Linked DNA regions of Homo sapiens: regions 1, 2 and 4 are each linked to region 3. Evidence: chromatin loops called from intact Hi-C (ENCODE). Cell type or tissue: heart left ventricle. All regions are shown on one strand. Links, peaks and the distances in the headings refer to the core of each region. The heading gives the core; the rest is flanking DNA.

What was found. Hi-C counts contacts between places; a loop is a spot of excess contacts. Peaks named below come from ENCODE experiments on the same cell type or tissue, not always from the same donor. Only the 100,000 strongest peaks of a DNase experiment are listed, where the experiment ranks them.
Region 1: a loop joins it to region 3, with 13 times the contacts of the local background. A loop is called at or near these places in 64 of 110 quality-filtered maps.
Region 2: it touches region 3 in a loop (2.5-fold over the local background); 50 of 110 quality-filtered maps call a loop at or near these places.
Region 4: a loop joins it to region 3, with 6 times the contacts of the local background. A loop is called at or near these places in 37 of 110 quality-filtered maps.

Annotation. Positions count from the first base shown.
Region 1 is chr15:63,464,351-63,469,362 of GRCh38, forward strand. No RefSeq gene overlaps it. Among named protein-coding and RNA genes, the nearest start is that of USP3, 38 kb to the right of the region's middle. In heart left ventricle, for the core only: a CTCF peak has its summit at 2,517 (motif pointing right); no DNase peak of the experiment used is centred there.
Region 2 is chr15:63,485,094-63,490,105 of GRCh38, forward strand. No RefSeq gene overlaps it. Among named protein-coding and RNA genes, the nearest start is that of USP3, 17 kb to the right of the region's middle. RefSeq lists enhancers at 2,178-2,227, 2,258-2,327. In heart left ventricle, for the core only: CTCF peaks have their summits at 2,387 (motif pointing right) and 2,592; a DNase peak (open chromatin) is centred at 2,408; H3K4me3 peaks cover 264 bases.
Region 3 is chr15:63,597,279-63,602,290 of GRCh38, forward strand. FBXL22 (F-box and leucine rich repeat protein 22) reads left to right here and starts at 109. Exons shown (of 2, transcript NM_001367807.1): 1 at 109-467; 2 at 3,419-3,963. The coding sequence starts at 115. The coding sequence ends at 3,761. It overlaps USP3-AS1 (USP3 antisense RNA 1), which reads right to left and starts at 3,549. Exons shown (of 3, transcript NR_034080.1): 1 at 3,311-3,549. RefSeq lists enhancers at 2,666-3,383, 3,646-4,463 and silencers at 3,451-3,740, 4,161-4,290. In heart left ventricle, for the core only: CTCF peaks have their summits at 2,477 and 3,691; DNase peaks (open chromatin) are centred at 2,463, 3,603, 4,203, 4,315 and 1 weaker place; H3K4me3 peaks cover 4,000 bases; H3K27ac peaks cover 3,641 bases.
Region 4 is chr15:63,287,383-63,291,382 of GRCh38, forward strand. APH1B (aph-1B gamma-secretase subunit) reads left to right here. Exons shown (of 6, transcript NM_031301.4): 4 at 42-164. Among named protein-coding and RNA genes, the nearest start is that of APH1B, 12 kb to the left of the region's middle. In heart left ventricle, for the core only: CTCF peaks have their summits at 1,583 (motif pointing right) and 1,790; no DNase peak of the experiment used is centred there; H3K27ac peaks cover 362 bases.

The DNA.
Region 1 (5,012 bases), core at 519-4,518, 130 kb before region 3:
CACTGCAACCTCTCCCTCCCAGGTTCAAGTGATTCTCCTGCCTCAGCCTCCCAAGTAGCTGGGATTACAGGCACGCGCCACCATGCCTGGCTAATTTTGTAATTTTAGTAGAGACAGGGTTTCACCATGCTGGTTAGGCTGGTCTCGAACTCCTCACCTCAGGTGATCTACCTGCCTTGGCCTCAGAAAGTGCTGGGATTACAGGTGTGAGCCACCATGCCCAGCGAGATTTTAAACCAAAAGGCTTCCTGACAAAGTCAAGATCTCCCACCCTCACACAGGCGCAGCTTCTAACATCCGCAGTCCTCTTTGAGGAGAAGATCTTGTGTGCTGGCAAAATATTTTAGCTACTGCACAAAACACTGCGTGGCACAGTACTTTGAATTCCCAGAGAGAAAGGCCCAGGGGTCTTGTTGGAGGGTATGTAGGAAAAGGAAACCTACTCCCAAGGCAGAAGGCACTCCCAGAGCATGCTTTGGTAATTATGCAGGCTGGGAGGAGGCAGGCCATGGGTGGAAGAAGAAGGAATGGAGAGGAGAGGAAGCCCGGAAGGAGAGAATCACAGGTTCATTTAAAATAGATGCCAGCTAGGGGTTTAGTCCTTCTCTGGCTTGCTGTGTGAGCTTCTGCAAGTCACTTCACTTCTCTGGTTTGGGCCATATCTGAAGAGGCCTTCTCCAACTGAGACACTCAAGGATGCCATGCATTTTTCCAAGTCACTAGGAAACAACGCTCCAATCGCATACCTTTCATTTGCATTATTGTAACCTAGACTGGTGTCCAACTCTTTTTCATAAACAGTGAGAAATAATGTCATTTCCATGATTGAATCAAGCACACCAAGGGTGTTATAGAATCACTTTTCTTGCTTAGCAGTTCTGGGCAGCAGAAGAGACTTGCACTCTAGATCCTGGAACAGCTGAGCTTTCTTGGGAAGATTCCAGACAGTTATTAACCCAATGAGTAACACCCTATGTGCCATTCTGACCCTCTGGGCTACAGTAATGCAATCTTCTATTGCTTTTCTCTCTTTTAAGAAAAGCCATCAAACAAGGGACTCATTCAAATTTTTAACCACAATATAAACAGACATTTACACAAGAGCAATTATAAATAGCACATGTGCAAAAAAAAAAACCTGCCTACTGGCATCCAAAGATATGCTGCAGAAAGCAAATTTGGGACTCTATTTAAAAATCTTTTCAAAAATGCCTTGAAGCAACAATATTCAATGTACCTGATGTTGCAGCAAAATTGATTTACTGATACAATATTGGTGGCATTCGAAATTAGTAATAGTTCCTTTGGGAACTAATATGGAAACACATAGGAAGAACTATATCCATGATTATTCAGAAGTAATGCAATAAAAATCTGCATAAAGAGGCCAGCACAGTGGCTCACGCCTGTAATCCCAGCACTTTGTGAAGCCAAAGCAGGAAGATCACCTGAGGTCAGGAGTTCGAGACCAGCCTGGCCAACATGGTGAAACCCCGTCTCTACTAAAAATACAAAAATTAGCCAGGGGTGATGGCGGGCTCCTGTAGTCCCAGCTACTCAGGAGGCTGATGCAGGAGAATAGCTTGAACACGGGAGTTGGAGGTTGCCGTGAGCCGAGATCACACCAACGTACTCCAGCCTGGGCGACAGAGCGAGACTCCATCTCAAAAAAAAAAAAAAGCCTCCATAAAGAAGTCAACATCAACAATATCTATTGTAGCAAAAAAAAAAAAATACTAAACTTGAGGGAATTGCTATATAGATTTTGATACAGCCACACATTTGCCTCTTATACAGCAATAAGGATAACTGTGCAGATTGATAGCAGTGTAGAGATGTTTATTATCAGTCAAATACAACAAACTTCAGGATCACATAGGCATTATGATTATAGCTCTGCTAAAAGTGTGCATACGCATCTGAAAGGGCTGGAAGGTATTGAAATAAAATTGGCTGTAGTGTTTGAGAGGCAAAATAGTATGGTTTAAATTACTTTTAATTTTCTGTTTATCTCCAACTAAATAAAAGAAAGCATATCAGTTGAAAAAGAATTAACCTTATCACCAATGTTTCCCACTAGACAATGAGAGCAGGAACCCTGCCTGTCTCTTTCAACAGCGTTTGCCAGAGCATGTGTCTGCCACATGGTAGGCGCTCTGTAAATATTTGTGGACTGATTGACCACTGCTGTCAGCCTCTCTGAACCGGTTTAGTAAATTGCTGATATAGACCTCCTGTTTTCACAAAGATCCTTCTTGCCATCACCTCCACAGTCTCAAAAAGCACCTTCATTTACAAGCAGGCTTTCAAAACCCAGCATCTTCCTCTCTCTCAGTGTCACTGGCAGAAGGAGGACATCACCTTAAAGTACCAGACTCTAGGGCCAGCCTGTGTTGGGAGAACCCCCCCGCCCCTTCTCTTGCAGCTTCCCCCGGGGGGGACAGATCTTCATGGGGACACAAGGGAGAGTAGCTTGATCCCTAAATCATCTGGACACTAACATTTTGCACCAGAAGATGGCAGTCTACACACCTCCTTATGGTGCAGAACCCACACCTTCCTTGACACTTTGACAGTTAATTGTTCAAGTCAAGTTACTCAGCCTACCCTCCACAAAGGTGGGCCAGGGTGAGGGTGTGACAAGGATGGCCAGGGCCTCAGGCCAAGATCAGGAACAGATGTAGGCAACTGATGCCTGCTGTGCCTGATGCTGGGAGAGATGGCACCTCCCACGTTTCACATTTCACAGCTGGGGAAACCAAGCTTCACAGAGGCTAAGACACTGCCAAGTCCCCCACTCCTAGTAGAGAAACACTGCCCAGACCCGAGCCCCGCTCTCCTTACCCAGCACCCACCCTCCTTCCACCATACCGTACTGCCTGCCAGCTCTCCAGCAACAGGAGTCTGTGAAAAAATGGGCAAGGATGTTTCTGAACCCATGGTTAAATGCTTTTAAAAATCACCATGTCAAATTATAAAATTGATCAAACCCTTTGACCTTGGAATACCACTTTGGGAAATATGTTCCAAGGAAACAAAATATGAAATACATATTTATAAATAAGTTTATAAAATATAAAAATGAAACAAAAGCACATATAGAGTTGTGTAGAACTGAGCTTGATACTGCAGTTAAAACCAGAGGCAGCCCAGATGCCCGACCGTGGGGAAAATTGTGCCGTGGTCATTATACTCACACTGGAAATGGCTGTCATGCAGATTAGCACCGACGTCCAGCCTGTCACGTGGGGACTGTTATACTAGTTGTTAAAATAAGTATTTTCATACCAACTGGTAAATAGTAGAGCCAGAGTGTCCTCCAAGCCTCCCTTGCCCCTCTACTGGGATCCTCCTGAACTCCCCCTGATCTAGCAACTAAATAGTAAATGCCTGGCCCAGCAGCCTCCAGGATCCCACATGAAGCAGTGGTCAATGAACATCTTAGTACTAGTTATTAGATATTTTTTAAACCTCCCCTGGCTAAGATTCTGTATACTCATGGAAAAGCGACCTTATTTTGGAATGGGACAAGATATAGGAATATATAAAGAAAGACATTATGTGACTTAACGGTAAGTAAAAAGAAGCAGAAATTAATACAAGGAATAGCAGTGAGGCAAATTTTATTTGTATAAACAAGAGTTTCTAAGAAGCCACAGAGTCTAAATATTTGGTAAACTAGGAGAGGGGAGATTTGAAAAATTTTGTCAGTAGCCTATTTAACAACCTTTCCCCTATTTCCTTCTTAAAAGAAAGTTGCACGGTGGCTCACACCTGTAATCCCTGCACTTTGGGAGGCTGAGGCGGGAGGATCACCAGGTCAGGAGATTGAGACCATCCTGGCTAACACGATGAAACCCCATCTCTACTAAAAATACAAAAAATTAGCTGGGCGTGGTGGCGGGCACCTGTAGTCCCAACTACTCAGGAAGCTGAGGCAGGAGAATGGCATGAACCCGGGAGGCGGAGCTTGCAGTGAGCCGAGATCACGCCGCTGCACTCCAGCCTGGGCGACAGAGTGAGACTCCGTCTCAAAAAAAAAAAAGTTGCAATTTTGTTCACTTGCCTACTCTTCTGATGACCAAATGCTTTGGGGAAGGTTGAGCTCAGAGGTAGTCTGGAGTGGGGTAGGGGTGTGAGTCCAGAGTGCCTAAGCCAGGCATAGTGGCTCAATCCTCTTGCCAAGTATGGATTTAGGCATGGGCTGATGATATAGTTCTGGCAATGAGGTGGAAGGGAAGTCAGCCTGGAGGATTCTAGCAAGACTTTCTTTGCTCATATAAAGGGACAATGACAGGAACATCCCCTGTGTTTCCTTTGAGGATGTCTTGCTTAAAACTAAAGCAAACACCTTGTTGACCAAAGGAGAAGACTAAAAGAGTCTCAGAGAACCCAAACCTTAGCCATGACACCTTTGAGTCACTAAATTAACCAACCTTGAAGCTACTCTAATGCTAGCCTTTTTCTTGTTGAAATGACCTTAGCTGGGTTTTCTAGTATTTAGAATGTAAGCTGTTTATTCACTATTATAGCCCTGTTATCTATAACACCATCTGGTGCATAGTAAGCCCACCATAAATATTTGTTGAAGGGATAAATGAATAAAAAGGAAGGAAAAAATGAATCCTTGCTGATATAGAAAGGTGTTAAGTTTCTTGGTCATCTTGGTGTTAGATTTTTCTGTTTCATTAAAAAAAAATATTCATTCAAAGCATTGCATGATGTTGACTAGGTGTATTAGTTCCAGGGAATTAGTGTTATGGGAAGTGGCAGACAGATCTGGATTTGAGTCTGGATCTGCTACTTACCAGTCAAGTGTTCTTAGGCAAATTATTCATCTTCACTGAGCACACCTGTAAAATGAGGATAAATTATGGGGTCGCTGTGAGTCTTAAATGAGAAGCAACCACAGAGCTGGGCACGTGGGAGGGGCTCTGTAAGTGTTCATTCCTCACCTTCCAACATTCTAAGTACTCAGGTACCATGATGCCAGGATGAATCAGGCCGAGTCT
Region 2 (5,012 bases), core at 552-4,551, 110 kb before region 3:
ATAGACAGATAAACCAACAGGAAAAAAATTCAGAAATAGACCCAAAATATATGAATTAATACTTTAAAGCTGGCATTTCAAATCAAAGGAGAAAAAAAGGGCTGTTCATTAAATAGTATTGAGACAACAGGCTACACATCATTTTCCATTTGGGAAAACCATTTAAATTATATTGCTACCTCACTCCTTATCCCAAAATCAATCCCAGACGAATAGAAACCTAAATGTCAAACATGAAACCATAAAAGTAAAGGGGATGGCACAGTGGCTCACACCTGTAATCCCAATACTTTGGGAGGCCAAGGGGGGAGAATAGCCTGAACCCAGGAGTTCAAGACCAACCCAGGCAACTTAGTGAGACCTCTTCTCCACTAAAAAAATAAATTAATTAACCGGGTGTGGTGCTGTGTCCTGTAGTCCCAGCTACTTAGGAGGCTAAGGCGGGAGAATCTTGGCCCCAGGAGAGGCTGCAGTGAGCTATGGCCACACCACTGCACTCTAGCCTGTGCAACAGACCAAGACCCTGTCTCAAAAAAATAAAAAATAAAAAAGGTACAAGAAGAAAATATAGTTGAATATGTTTATAATCGTGGAATGAAGAAGCTCTGTCTAAGCATGCCATGTAATACAGAAACCATAAAGGCAAACACTGATAAATTTGAGTGTATGAAACTTTAGCCAGGCGTGGTGGCTCATGCCTGTAATCCCAGCACTTTGGGAGGCCGAGGCGGGTGGATTACCTGAGGTCAGGAGTTTGAGACAAGCCTGGCTAACATGGCAGAACCCCATCTCTACTAAAAATACAAAAACCTAGCCGGGTGTGGTGGCAGGTGCCTATAATCCTAGCCCCTTGGGAGGCTGAGTCAGGAGAATTGCTTGAACCCAGGATAGGGAGGTTGCAGTGAACTGAGATCGTGCCATTGCACTCTAGCCTGGGTGACAAGAGCAAAGCTCTGTCTCAAAAAACAACAACAACAACAACAACAACAAAACTTTAAAATTTTCTGAAGAATAAACCTATAAACAAACAAAGACAAAAAACAAACTAATAAAACTCATTACAGTCCAGGTGCGTGGCTGACACCTATAATCCCAGCACTTTGGGAGGCCGAGGCGGGTGGATCACCTGAGGTCGGGAGTTTGAGACCAGCCTGACCAACATGGAGAAACCCCGTCTCTACTAAAAATACAAAATTAGCCGGGCATGGTGGTGCACGCCTGTAATCCCAGCTACTCCGGAGGCTGAGGCAGGAGAATCGCTTGAACCCGGGAGGCAGAGGTTGTGGTGAGCTGAGATCACGCCATTGCACTCCAGCCTGGGCAACAAGAGCAAAACTCCATCTCAAAATAATAATAATCATCATCATTTCTGGAAAGATAGAGTACTATTTGTTTTACTGTGGTAAAATACACATAACATAAAATGTATTATTTTAACTATTTTAAGGTGTATGATACAGTACATTCATAATGTCATGCAACCACCACCAGCATCCAGTTTCAGAACATTTCATCACCCAAAAGGAGACTCAATGCTCATTAGTACTTCCTATTCCTTCCTACCTCTGGCCCAGCAACTACTCATGTGCTTTCTGTCTCTTCGGATTTGCCTATTCAAGATATTTCATACAAATGAAATGATATAATATGTGGCCTTTTATGTCTGACTTTTTTCAGTTAGCATAATGCTTTCAAGGTCCATCCATATTGTAGAACGTATCAGTACTTCTTTCCCTTTTATGGCTGAATAATATTCCATTGTATAGAGAAACCACATTTTGTTTATTTGTCAGTTGATGACATTTGGTTTGTTTCTGCCTTTTGGGTATCATGCAAAGTGCTGCTGTGAACATTTGTATACAAGTTTTTGTTTGAACACCTGTTTTTCAGTTCTTTTGGGTATATCCCCAGGAGTGCAACTGCTGGGTCATATGATAATTACTGAAAACCTCTTAGTGATTTTTGGATATTGTGCCACATGTATATATTACCTAATAAAAATTGATTATTTTAATAAAAATAACCAAGTAGAGACAAATATATTGTTTTATAATCACAGTTTGGCATCCCTGCAAAATCAGCATTGGATCAATCAGTAGTCTCACAGGACCTAAAAGAAACTGAGGTGTAGGAAGTAAACATGTAATCCCATTTTTAAATATGACTCACAGAAACAGTAGGTCTTCGGGCTACAAATACTCCCCGTCATTAAATGTTTCAGCAGCATTGCCCTGGTGAATGTGGGAAGAGCTGAATATTTTCTAGATCCATGTTTTTTTAAAAGGTAAAGCAGCAATTGAAGTTGAATTCAAACCGGTGATTATGTTGACTTGGTCTGACAATTGCATGGACTCTCACTGGGAGCCCGGACTCACGCAGCACCACCTGTGTCCCCTAGGGGGCGAGCTGGGGAGAGACCGGAGTCCCTGGGAGAGCTCTGCGCGGAAGGCCCGAGAGAATTGGTCCCGCAGAGCTTTTACAAAGGCAAGAAGAGGATCACCGAAAAGGGATCACAGTGGGGAAAAAGGCAAGAAGAGGAAACACTGTGACAAAGAACCCAGCGCTGGGACACTTGGGAAACGTATTTTCTCAAGCACTTTATTTTATTATTTTATTATTATTTTTTTTGAGATGGAGTCTCGATCTGTCGCCCAGGCTGGAGTGCAGTGGTGCGATCTCGGCTCACTGCCACCTCTGCCTCCCAGGTTCAAGCGATTTTCCTGCCTCGGCCTCCCAAGTAGCTGGGATTACAGGTGCCCGCCACCGCGCCTGGCTAATTTTTCTATTTTTAGTAGAGGTGGGGTTTGCCATGTTGGCCAGGCTGGTCTCAAACTCCTGACCTCAAGTGATCCGACTGCCTTGGCCTCCCAAAGTGCTGGGATTGCAGGTGTGAGCCATTCAAGCACTTTATTTTTATAAACAAGGAGACCGAGACCCAGAGTAGCTGCTGATGGTCACAAAGGCTGTAAGCATGAAGTCTGGAAACCTCTGCTGTTGTGCAATGCGCAATGTGGGAAGAGAGGCTCTCCACCTCTGATGGGGCTGTGTTTGAGTCCCTCCTCCCTCCCTTTCCACCTCCCTCCCCACTACCACCACTTACTTAAATGTGTGACTCAGTGTCACTAACTTAACATTTCCCAGCCTGTTTCATTATCTGTATAGTGGGGTCTAATAGCATCTTCATCAGGCTGATGCAAGGAAATGACACCATGTATGCACAGGACCTCCCTTATGCTTGGCATATAGTAGATTCTCAATAAACATTTGTTGTGTGAATGAATATTCTCTCCTCTAGCCCTCTCAAAGGCAATCGTTCTGCTGCCCAACACATTTTTATTGATGACATTTCAGGCAGTATCCTTATGAACTCTCCATATCTAGAAGGCTGGGAAGGGAAGGAAAGCAGAGTTTGGGGTGTTCGTGCCGTTCCTGTTGTGGTAAAAAGCTCCTTTGTGAAGCCTGTGCAGCACCAGCCCCACTTGGAGGCTGCAAATCTGTCAGCCGGAGGTCCTCGGAGCTCCCAGGTCCTGGCCTTCTCTGCCAGCAAAGTGGCATACCTGGGTTATGGATCCAGGGGTCTTCTGAGGCCAACAGAGCCACACACACCCCATCCAGTTCCCGCCTCCCTTCCCCAAGCATCTGACAGAGGCCAGTTTGGCTGTTTCAAGTAATACCAATCACAGTGTTTTATGAGAATTGTTGGTCATGCCCAGCTACACAATCCTCATGCATATTGTCAGACACGTCAGAGTGTGGTAAACTTTATTTCATTGCATTATAAAGTTCAGGTCATGGTTTCTCAGTCTTCGTCATTTACACTTTACATGGCACAAGACTTTTAAAATATTAGGTTGTAAATTGTAATTCTCACAATTCCTTTTTTGGGAGGAAGGAAGGTGTGGATGGGACTAAAATATACTTTATTCATTATTAAAAATGTTGCTATAGTACACAAAATGGGAAAAATACAGAAAAGAAAGAAAAAGGCCAGGTACAGTGGCTCATGCCTGTAATCCCAGCACTTTGGGAGGCCGAGGCAGGTGGATCACTTGAGGTCAGGAGTTCAAGACCAGCCTGGCCAACATGGCAAAATCCCATCTCTACTAAAAATAGAAAAATTAGATGGGCGTGGTGGCATGCGCCTGGAATCCCAGCTACTAGGGAGGTTGAGGTGTGCTTGAGCCCAGGAGGCAGAGGTTGCAGCGAGCCAAGATTGCACTACTGCACTCCAGCCTGGGCGACAGCAAGACACTGTCAAAAAAAAAAAAAAAGGAAAGAAAGAAAGAGAAAGGAAGGAAGGAAGGAAGGAAGAGAAAAGAAAAGGAAATAACGAAAGATTTCCCAGAACTCCACCATTCAACTGCTGTTGGTATTTCTTTTTACAACTTTTTTTAAAGACGGGGTCTTGCTCTGTTGGCCAGGCTGGGGTGCAGTGGCACAATCACAGCTCACTGCAGCCTTAAACTCCTAAGCTGAAGTGATCCTCCTCGCCTCAGCTTCCTGAGTAGTTGGGATTACGGACACACTACCATGTCCGGCTTACTGTTGGTATTTATTAGTGGATTTTAGAAACATTTTAAAATGCACTTTTTACAAAGTTGTGATAATAACATTTACTATTTTAAAAATAGGTTTCCTCAGTGCTTAAAAATGATATTCATTCATTCAACATTTCCTCAATGCTTACTATGTGCCTAGCACTGGGGTACAATGATGAATGAGATAAACTGGACTTGGTGGCTCACACCTGTAATCCCAGCACTTTGGGAGGCTAAGGCAGGAGGATCACTTGAGGCTAGGAGTTCAAGGCCAGCCTGGGCAACATGGAGAGACCACATCTCTAAAAAATAATCTTAATAAAAATAAAAAATAAAAACAAAGAAAAATGAGACAGGGTCCTTTCCAGGGTGATGTGCCTTCTCTTGTCACCACAATTGCAGCTTGTTTACGCATTTGCTAAATGGTTGCTAGGGCTTGGATATTTGTCCCCTCCAAAACTTATGTTGAAGTTC
Region 3 (5,012 bases), core at 498-4,497:
CCAGTTGTTAGCCAAAAATAAACACCATTCCTCAACCATATATGTCCACCGGCCCAGAGTCGGGGAGGAGGAGAGGAGGCAGGTCAGCCGTCCCCCGGCTGCAGCTGCACTCACATGTGGCCACTGCTCACCATGCACATAACCCAGCTCAACCGGGAGTGCCTGCTGCACCTCTTCTCCTTCCTAGACAAGGACAGCAGGAAGAGCCTTGCCAGGACCTGCTCCCAGCTCCACGACGTGTTTGAGGACCCCGCACTCTGGTCCCTGCTGCACTTCCGTTCCCTCACTGAACTCCAGAAGGACAACTTCCTCCTGGGCCCGGCACTCCGCAGCCTCTCCATCTGCTGGCACTCCAGCCGCGTGCAGGTGTGCAGCATTGAGGACTGGCTCAAGAGTGCCTTCCAGAGAAGCATCTGCAGCCGGCACGAGAGCCTGGTCAATGATTTCCTCCTCCGGGTGTGCGACAGGTAGGCCACCTTGCCTCCTGAGCAGTGCTGGCCCCGCTAGCTCTGGCTTCCCTCTTGGGGGGCAGGGAAGAGCAAATTACGAGACCAAGATGGCTCCACCTTCGGGGCGCCTCAAACTAGGCCCAAGGCAGACATCCAGACCGCCCAAAGCAGGGTCCCCAGGAGACAATAAAATCATGAGGGAAACAATTGCTAATCCTCCTCTTAGCCTCACAGGTCCTGGGCTGCTTCATGCAAACACCAAGAAGTGGGGCCTCCGTACTGGTAGTCATTAAGTGCTGGGTGGGTCCAGCTGGGCCTGGATTTTCAAGGTCAGGCTCTGGGAAAAGGCTTCCAGATGCAGCAATCAGCTCACCCCTCCATTAGGCCTAGCAAGCAGCCCTCAAGGCCTGGGAAACTACGGAGGAAAGAGAGGGTGGGGAGCCAGAGGTGGAGAAGCCAGGGTGCTCAGGTCAGCTGAGCCAAACCAGACTCCAGGAGTAGATGAATTACTGATTTACACAGTATTCCTAAGGAGGGTGGCTTAGCCTAATTTTTCAAATTAGCAAACTGATGCTCCACGAGGTGGTATGATTTGCCCAGTCTAGGGTTGCCAGATTTTAGCAAATATATAGGCTGCCCAGTTAAATATGAATTTCAGATAAACAGTGAATAATATTTTAGTGTAAGTATGTCCCAAATACATCTTGTGTTTATCTGCTAACCCCCACCCCAGACACAGACATAGACACTGAACCACCAGGCCAGGCTCCCTCCATGGTCCCAGCCTCATGGGCAGAGCGGCCCAGGCAAGAACACAGAGCTATTCAACCAGCCTCTCACTGAGCTTCTGCCAGTCCCGTGCTGCCTTTGAGGAAAAACACCCCCTTGATCATATAACAAACTGGCCCTGGCTGTTCATGGAAAACTAGACTCAGCCAGTTTACTGCCACCCAAGTTCATAGCTGCTATTTGCTGGCAGCACGACAGGAGTGGAAGGAAACAGCGTAGTGACCCCACCTTTCTTTTGAGCTGGTAGGAAGAAAACAGAAGATGGACTTGGGGTTGGGCCCCGACTGGACAAGGCTATTTTGATGGGCTTAACAAGGCCCAGGAATTAGACTAGAGTGACATGGGTGGGGGTTGGGGGGAGGCGAATGGCACAACATGTCCTGAAGTTGTTCCATTCTTACTGTAAGAGAACCGAGCTTAATGCCCCAAACCTGCAAGGTGTGAAGTGGACCTCCCAGGCCACTGTACTGATCAAGCAAGGGGCCCTGCTGTCACATAAAGAGCAAAGGGCTTTGCTGTCAGCACTCTGCTGAGCCGCTCAGCTCGTCCAACCATGTGACCCCAGCTCAAATACTTCAAACTCTTGCAACCTCATTTCTTCTTCTATAAAATGTGCTAAATTTTTCTTATCCAACAGGGTAAGAGGATTAAATGACACAGTGGCACCTGGCACATAGTAGGTACTGATGAACGTCTACTGAATCTGGTTCTTCTGGCACTCAGCTCAGGTCGGGAGGAATGGCTGAGGATGGCTGGGCAGGGGGACAGTCCGCTCTTTGTTTTTTCCCTGTATCAGAATTATTCCAAAGATTCTTAGAAGAAAAGATCACCCAACACCTTTGAGGCTTAAACACCTAATCCTTATAACCACCTTGAAGGTAACAATTCCTCCCACTTGACAAATGAGGAAGTGACGCCCAGCAAGGTTCAGACATCTGTCCTGGGTCTGACAGCAAATAAGTCACCAGCCAGTCACCTGAGCTGCCGGAGCCAGTTTCTTCATGTACAAAACTGGGGGTGCAGAGGTTGACGGGGTGACTAATGAGGGCACACAAACCTGAAGGAGGCCCGGGCTCGGTGTGACACCTGGCTGCACCCAACATATTTAAGTTCCTTACTTCCCTCCCCTGGCACAAAGGAGCCGAGCTGGCACAGCCAGGGGCAGTCACGGAGCTGCGGGGGAGGCTGGCAGGGAAAGGGAAACGCTTCCCCAGCCCAGACTCTAGCTCCCTCTGGCTGCGGGGAGCCAAGGCCCCGGCCCATTAGTCGGTCCTTCTGGACTGGAAGCAGGCTGGTCCCGTTTGTTTCCAGGGAAAGCGGGTTAGGACTGCCTGTGGAAGGCCCCGTTGCAGGCTCCTCACAACCCCAGTGGTAGACATTATTCCCCCCACGCAGAGGAAATGAAGGCTCCGTGAGTGACTGACACGGCGATAAACCAAGTCTAACTTGGCTCAAGATCTTTTCTTTGCTGGGAGGGGCTGGTGAGGCTGCAGCAGAGGGTCCCCCAAGCTTTCTGGCCAAGCGACCTGGGTGGGTGTCCGTGACTGTACCTGCTCAGGGCTTGCCTCTAGCTGCCTCCGAACCCTACCCTTTTCCAGGCTGGTGGCCCAGGGGATGCAGGAACAGCTCTAGTCTACTAAGCTGAACCCGGACTCAATGCTAACGCGTGCCCCCACCGCCTTGAGGGTTGGGATGGGCCTGTCACTAGGCCACCTCCAAGGAAACAAATCCCTCTTCCCACTCACGTCCCGCCGGGACATTCAGGGGCCTCAGCTTGAAGCTAGACTGGAGCAATCGCCAAGCACCGCTCCCCTGCAAGGCAGCACATCCAGAGCGAAACAAAGAGTCAAGGGTTGTGGCTCCTGGAACCGGCATTCCCTCTGTCCACAGCCGCCCCAGGACTCTGCTGGGCCGGGGTCGGGGCTTCCCACTAGGGGCTCCCAAGGCTACGAGCCAAGAACCCACGCAGATGAAGGTACGGTGGGGTGCAGGGGCAGAAAGAGGAGGGAAAATGGGCCGGCCAGAAAGCCGACTTGGAACCCTGCAGTGTCATCGCAGCCAAGTGTCTTCACCTCGCAGGGCCCGAGTCCTCCTCGGTAAATGAGTCCACTCGGTCCCATGGGGCGGTTGGGTAGCTTTAACAAGCCAGTGAGCCCCGGGTCACCGCACTCTCCTCACAGGTGCCCCAACCTGGCGTCCGTCACGCTCTCGGGCTGCGGCCACGTTACCGACGACTGCCTGGCGCGCCTGCTGCGCTGCTGCCCACGCCTGCGCGCACTGCGCCTGGAGAACTGCGCGCGCGTCACCAACCGCACGTTGGCTGCCGTGGCGGCGGACGGGCGCGCGCTGCAGACATTGCACGTGGACTTCTGCCGCAACGTGAGCGCGGCCGGCCTGCGCCGCCTGCGCGCCGCGTGCCCGCGCCTGGCCCTGCGGGCAGAGCACAGCGCCGCCATGCTGCCCGACCAGCCCCCGCGCCCGCGCGCGCCCGCCGCGGCCCTCGGCAAGCTGCTGCAGCGCTAGACGCCGCCCCGCCGCTGCCCCCGGGGAAGGAGCGCAGCCCCAGACCGTCCTGGCTTCGAACCCAGCTCTTCCACCTTCAGACCACCACCGCATATTCTGAGCCTCATTTTCCCCGTCTGCACAGTGGGGATAAGAAAGCCTACCTCACGTTACGATTTTATACATAGGATAAACGCAAGATTAAATGGATATTTGGAAAACACTCGGCTGGTTCTCACTCAACACCACCGCCTTTCCCCTCTTGCTTCCGCCCCAGGCTTTCTGCTGTGCGCTCCCCACGGAGGCGGGAGGCGCCTGCACCGTCCTCGGGGACTCCGATCGCCGTTGGACCGAAATCACCTCGGTGGGGAGGACCTGACCACTCGGAGTTCGCCGACTTGCGCTCGGGGGTGACGGGGGCCAGGGCTGCCGCGCGCAGGGGTCTGGGGAGCCTCCGGGCGGAGCGACCCAGCGAGACCCCGCCGGCTCCCGGAGTGTCCTGGGGACCGCCACCTCCAGGAGCCCCGGTGGTGATCTCGGTGAAGCAGGAGGAGGGGAAGCAGGGGCGCACGGGCAGAAGGAGCCACCGAGCCGCTCCTCCTTGCGGTTTTGCCCGCACGCGCGTCTGCCCGCCCACCTTTCCTGGGGCGGATGCGTTCCCGCAGTGACCGCACTCGCGATTGTAGAAAATTCGCTCCCAATTGTTGAATGCTTACATAAACTGCATAGTTACCCATATTTTCTACTGTTCTCATAAGGGAAAAAGAAATGATTTGGAAGAAAAAAAAAGCCTCAAACTAAACAAAAACAAAACCAGCAGCCCTGGCTAAGCTTTTGATAATGGAACCATTATAAGCTGACAAGCTAGATTTTTCACCTGTTGGATTTGCTGGACATGAGCACAAGCCTAGGCTTCCAATTTGAATTTCAGGGCTGTAGTCACTGATGTGTCACATTTAGTGAAGGCTCTCGGCCCCCCGGCAGCCGCCTGGTCCTGGGTCACTGGGGAGAATTCTGGGTGGGTGGAAGAGGCGAGGAGCACTGTGATGGGCGCTGTTCACACTCCGGCTCCACCCAGCGCCAGCTGCGACAAAGCCCTTTACCCCTCCCAGGCCAGGTGTTTCTTCTGTGTGAAAGAGGAGCTTGATCCCTACTCACAGGTTCCTTAATTCATTGCTCAAATAGGGAAACGGCAAGGAAAAAGACAAATTCTGTTCTCATGAAGCTTACCTTCTAGTGGGGGAAGAGACAACAGGTAACTGGTATATAAGA
Region 4 (4,000 bases), core at 1-4,000, 310 kb before region 3:
TTGGCAGGAAAAGAGTTAACAGTGTTTTTCTTCCTGTTTAGTTTCTGGCTTGGGCTTTGGAATCATGAGTGGAGTATTTTCCTTTGTGAATACCCTATCTGACTCCTTGGGGCCAGGCACAGTGGGCATTCATGGAGATTCTCCTCAATTCTTCCTTTATTCAGGTATGTGTCTCATAGCTGTCAACATTCAGGCTTCTAGTCTAAATGATCATTCTTATTGGGGTTCACTGGCTTAGGAATTTCAGTGGATTGGAATTTATGTTATGTCTTTTAAAGGCGAAATACTCTGAGGCACTGTGAAGTAAAAGACTTAGGAAAATAAAAATTCTGGTTAGAGTGTTTTAGAATTTTGGAGTGGAATTTAGCTTGCGTAAAATTTTATTTTGCTGTACTGACAATGTTGCTATATAGTTGAAATGTTAGAAGTGAATTTTTAAAGGCCATGTGCTCTTTTTGGTTTTTATGATTTTATGTTATCTTCAGTAGAAGCCCTAATCTATAATTGTCATTGTGGTGCCTTTTGTGGGAATAGGCAGTAAAATTTAATCTGAAATTGAGAGGAAAAATGGGATAATAGATGAGTTGATCATTTCATCCAAATGATGCAGCTAAAAGGACCAACTCATTTCAAATTGCTTTTTCGTCCACGAGCTAAAAATTGTCATCATGATGCAGTGATCACAAATTTGAGAGTTGGTAGCGTACATAATTAACATAGATTTCTTCTAAGTTCCACAAGAAGACTCTTTTAAAAATAGGGGGAGAACACCCACTGTATTTTTAGTCGTTTCCACAACAGTTATGCCATTGAAATAACTGAGTTCACATCATGATTTGTATCTTCTTTTAATAACATCTATGCTAAAGCTCCTCAGGGAGCTTATCCTCTAATAAGGGAATAAGAGAAAAAAAAGTGAATAAGCATTTCAGTAACACTTTAAGGTAATAATGGAAAAGATATAAAGAGGTATGACCAATTTTTAAAAATTTCTGCAGTAGTTTAGAGGCATGTTGAATGTCATAGTGATCCCCAAGCCCAGTGGACACTCATTCACCATTCGCAGTAGACCCTTTGTTTCCATTTCAGTTCAGGCCTTGACATCTCCTCTCTGGCTTACCATCATCTGCCCTCAACTGGTTAGTCTTTCCTTGACACACTATTCATGTGAATCCTGTATGCAACTACCTAACTAATCTTCCCTGCTGCAAAAATGGTTTGGCTTTTCAGGGCCTAGAGGAGAGAGTCAAGGCCCTTTAAATCTGGCTGCAAGTTAGAGGACAAGAAAGTGTGTTAATGGGTCATACTTATTTAATGGTGCTTCCAACATAGCAAATTATCTTTCTTTTGAACATTTCATCATTGGCATATTTCTGGCAAATGTGTTAATGATTGATTATACTGAGTGTTAGGTCTTTAAAACAAATGTAATATTAGTAAAGTCTGTTAGAACCCGATGAAAATTAATAAAACATAATCGTAAGGGGTGTTAGTGCTACAGTTTGTTTTCTGTTTTCATATACAGTTAACACGGCTCTCTCTCCCTGCTACAGTTTTCTTTTGATATACAGGTTTTGCCAGCTTTTTTCACTAGATGGTGCTAATTCCCTTTAGTGACCTAGGCTGTTTTCATACGATGTTTAAAATGATTCTTTTGGTAGTAAAAGAAAAATTTGATACCAATTTGGGGATTGTATTTGTAATTTCTAGGAATTAAAGGAAAAATTCAATATTCAGTAAGCTATCTTAATGTCTTTAGCTAAGTTAGCATGGCAGACTGGCTATGTTATAAATTTGTATCTATAGAATGAAAGAACAGTGTTGTTTTATCATTTGCAAGTTTCTTACTGTTATAACATCATTCTTTGAAGCATAAACTTTGAATTATAAATTTAAGAAATTAATTTGTATTACATTTAAAAATAAGATCCCCAAATTTATATTTATTGTATTTATGTTATTTATAACTACTTGTAATTACCATTTATTTAGACACAACTCATTTTTGCCAGGTAAATCCATAACTTTATATGTTTAGTATACTCCATTACAAATGCCTAAATAATAATCAGAATAAATAAGGAATGTAGGGTCACTAATTACAGATTAAGCATTTTTAATCCAAAAATCCAAAATCCAAAAATGCTCCAACATCCAAAACTTCCTTCACCGACATGACGCCACAAGTAGGAAATTTCACACCTGACCTTGTGTGATGGGTCACAGTCAGAACAAGAAAAAACTGTTTCATGCACAAAATTATTAAAAATATTGTGTAAAATTACCTTCAGTCTGTGTGTATCAGATATATATGAAATGCAAATGAATTTCATGTTTTGGCCAGGTGTGGTGGCTCATGCCTGTAATCCCAACACTTTGGGAAGCCAAGGCAGGAGAATCACTTGAGCTCAGGAGTTTGAGACCAGCCTGGGCAATATAGTGAGACCTTGTCTCTACTAAAAATTAAAAAATTCAGCTGGGTATGGTGGTGCCCACCCATGGTCCCAGCTACTCAGGAGGCCGAGGTGGGAGAATCATTGAGCCCGGGAGGTTGAGACTGCAGTGAGCTGTGATCGTCCCACTGCAATCCAGCCTGAGTAACAGAGGGATACTCTGTTTCAAGAGAAAAAAAAAAAAGAATTTCATGTTTAAACTTGAGTCTTATCCCCTAAATATCTCATTTTATATATATAGATGCACAAATATTTCAAAATTTGAAACACTTCTGGTCCCAAACATTTCAGATAAGGGATATTCAGCCTGTAGTATATATCTGTCTATATTAGTATGTGTTAATAAGATCCATACTATATGATACCTGTGTGTACATAGGCTCTTATGTTACAAACAGGCATAGTTTATAAATAATGTTTATGTATAGGTTACTTCTTTTTTATTTGTGGTTATGTTGTAGGCTAGCATTAAATTTTACTAGAATCATTACCATTTCTTGGTAATTTTGTATAGAGACAAAAGTATGGGAATTGGAATCCTAGGTTCGAATCTTATCCTGGCTCATTAATTTAGTATTTTGGGCAAGTCCATTTGATTATTGAATCACTCATTCCATACATAATTATTAAATGTTTTTAGTCTAAAGGAGTTATACCAAGCTATGAAAATAGAGCCCAGTTACCATTCATAACTTCCATTCATAGTGGGGAATAAAGACAAACAGCTAATTACAATAAAGCATGATCAATGCTACAGTGAAATGAGGAAGAGCCATGGGGCACAAAGGACAGGCTGTAACCCATGCTCCCAGGCCACAGTACCTTGGCTTTGCAGCATTTATCACAGGCGTCATTAAGTAATGGTATAGTTATTTGTTGAATGTCTTTTTCTCCAGTTGGGTGCTAAGCCATGCAAGTGCAAGGACGACATCTGTATTGTTCACTGCTCTGTCCTCGGCATCTTGTGGAGTCCTTTATTTCTAGATGGCACTCAATAAATAACTTACAGAAAAATGAAAGCCAGGCACAGCTTATGGAGGAAGTGCCATAACGAGTAGAGATTTACTTAAAGGGTGAATAATAGCTAGGCAGGCAAAGAAAGGAGTTGTCAGAGAAAGATGTTCGAGGCAGAGGGAAGAGGCCTCTTTCCTCCAGGCCTGGAGGTAAGAGCAGTATTGTTCACAGGGCAAAGGAAGTCTTGTCCTTCCATCTAATCTTCAATTTCCTGATCTTTCAGGAAGGGCAGAAATAACGCCTAGCTCAGAGTTGTTGAGAATTAAATGAAATTAATTTAGAGAATATGTATTTAAGTGCTTATAAGCTCTAAACTGGCCTAAGAATATTATTAAGGTGGAGAATTTAGCGCTTGAGATGAGAAAACAGAATTCAGAGAGAAGATAATTTTTCTAGTATTATATAGAATCTGGGTTTTTCATTCCGAATTACCTCCCTTATGCTTTAGAAGAAAAAATGTCTTTAGCTAGTACCTAGTAAAAAAGAACAGCTGATCATTTTATTTTAAAAAATTCCCCAGACCATTTCACTTC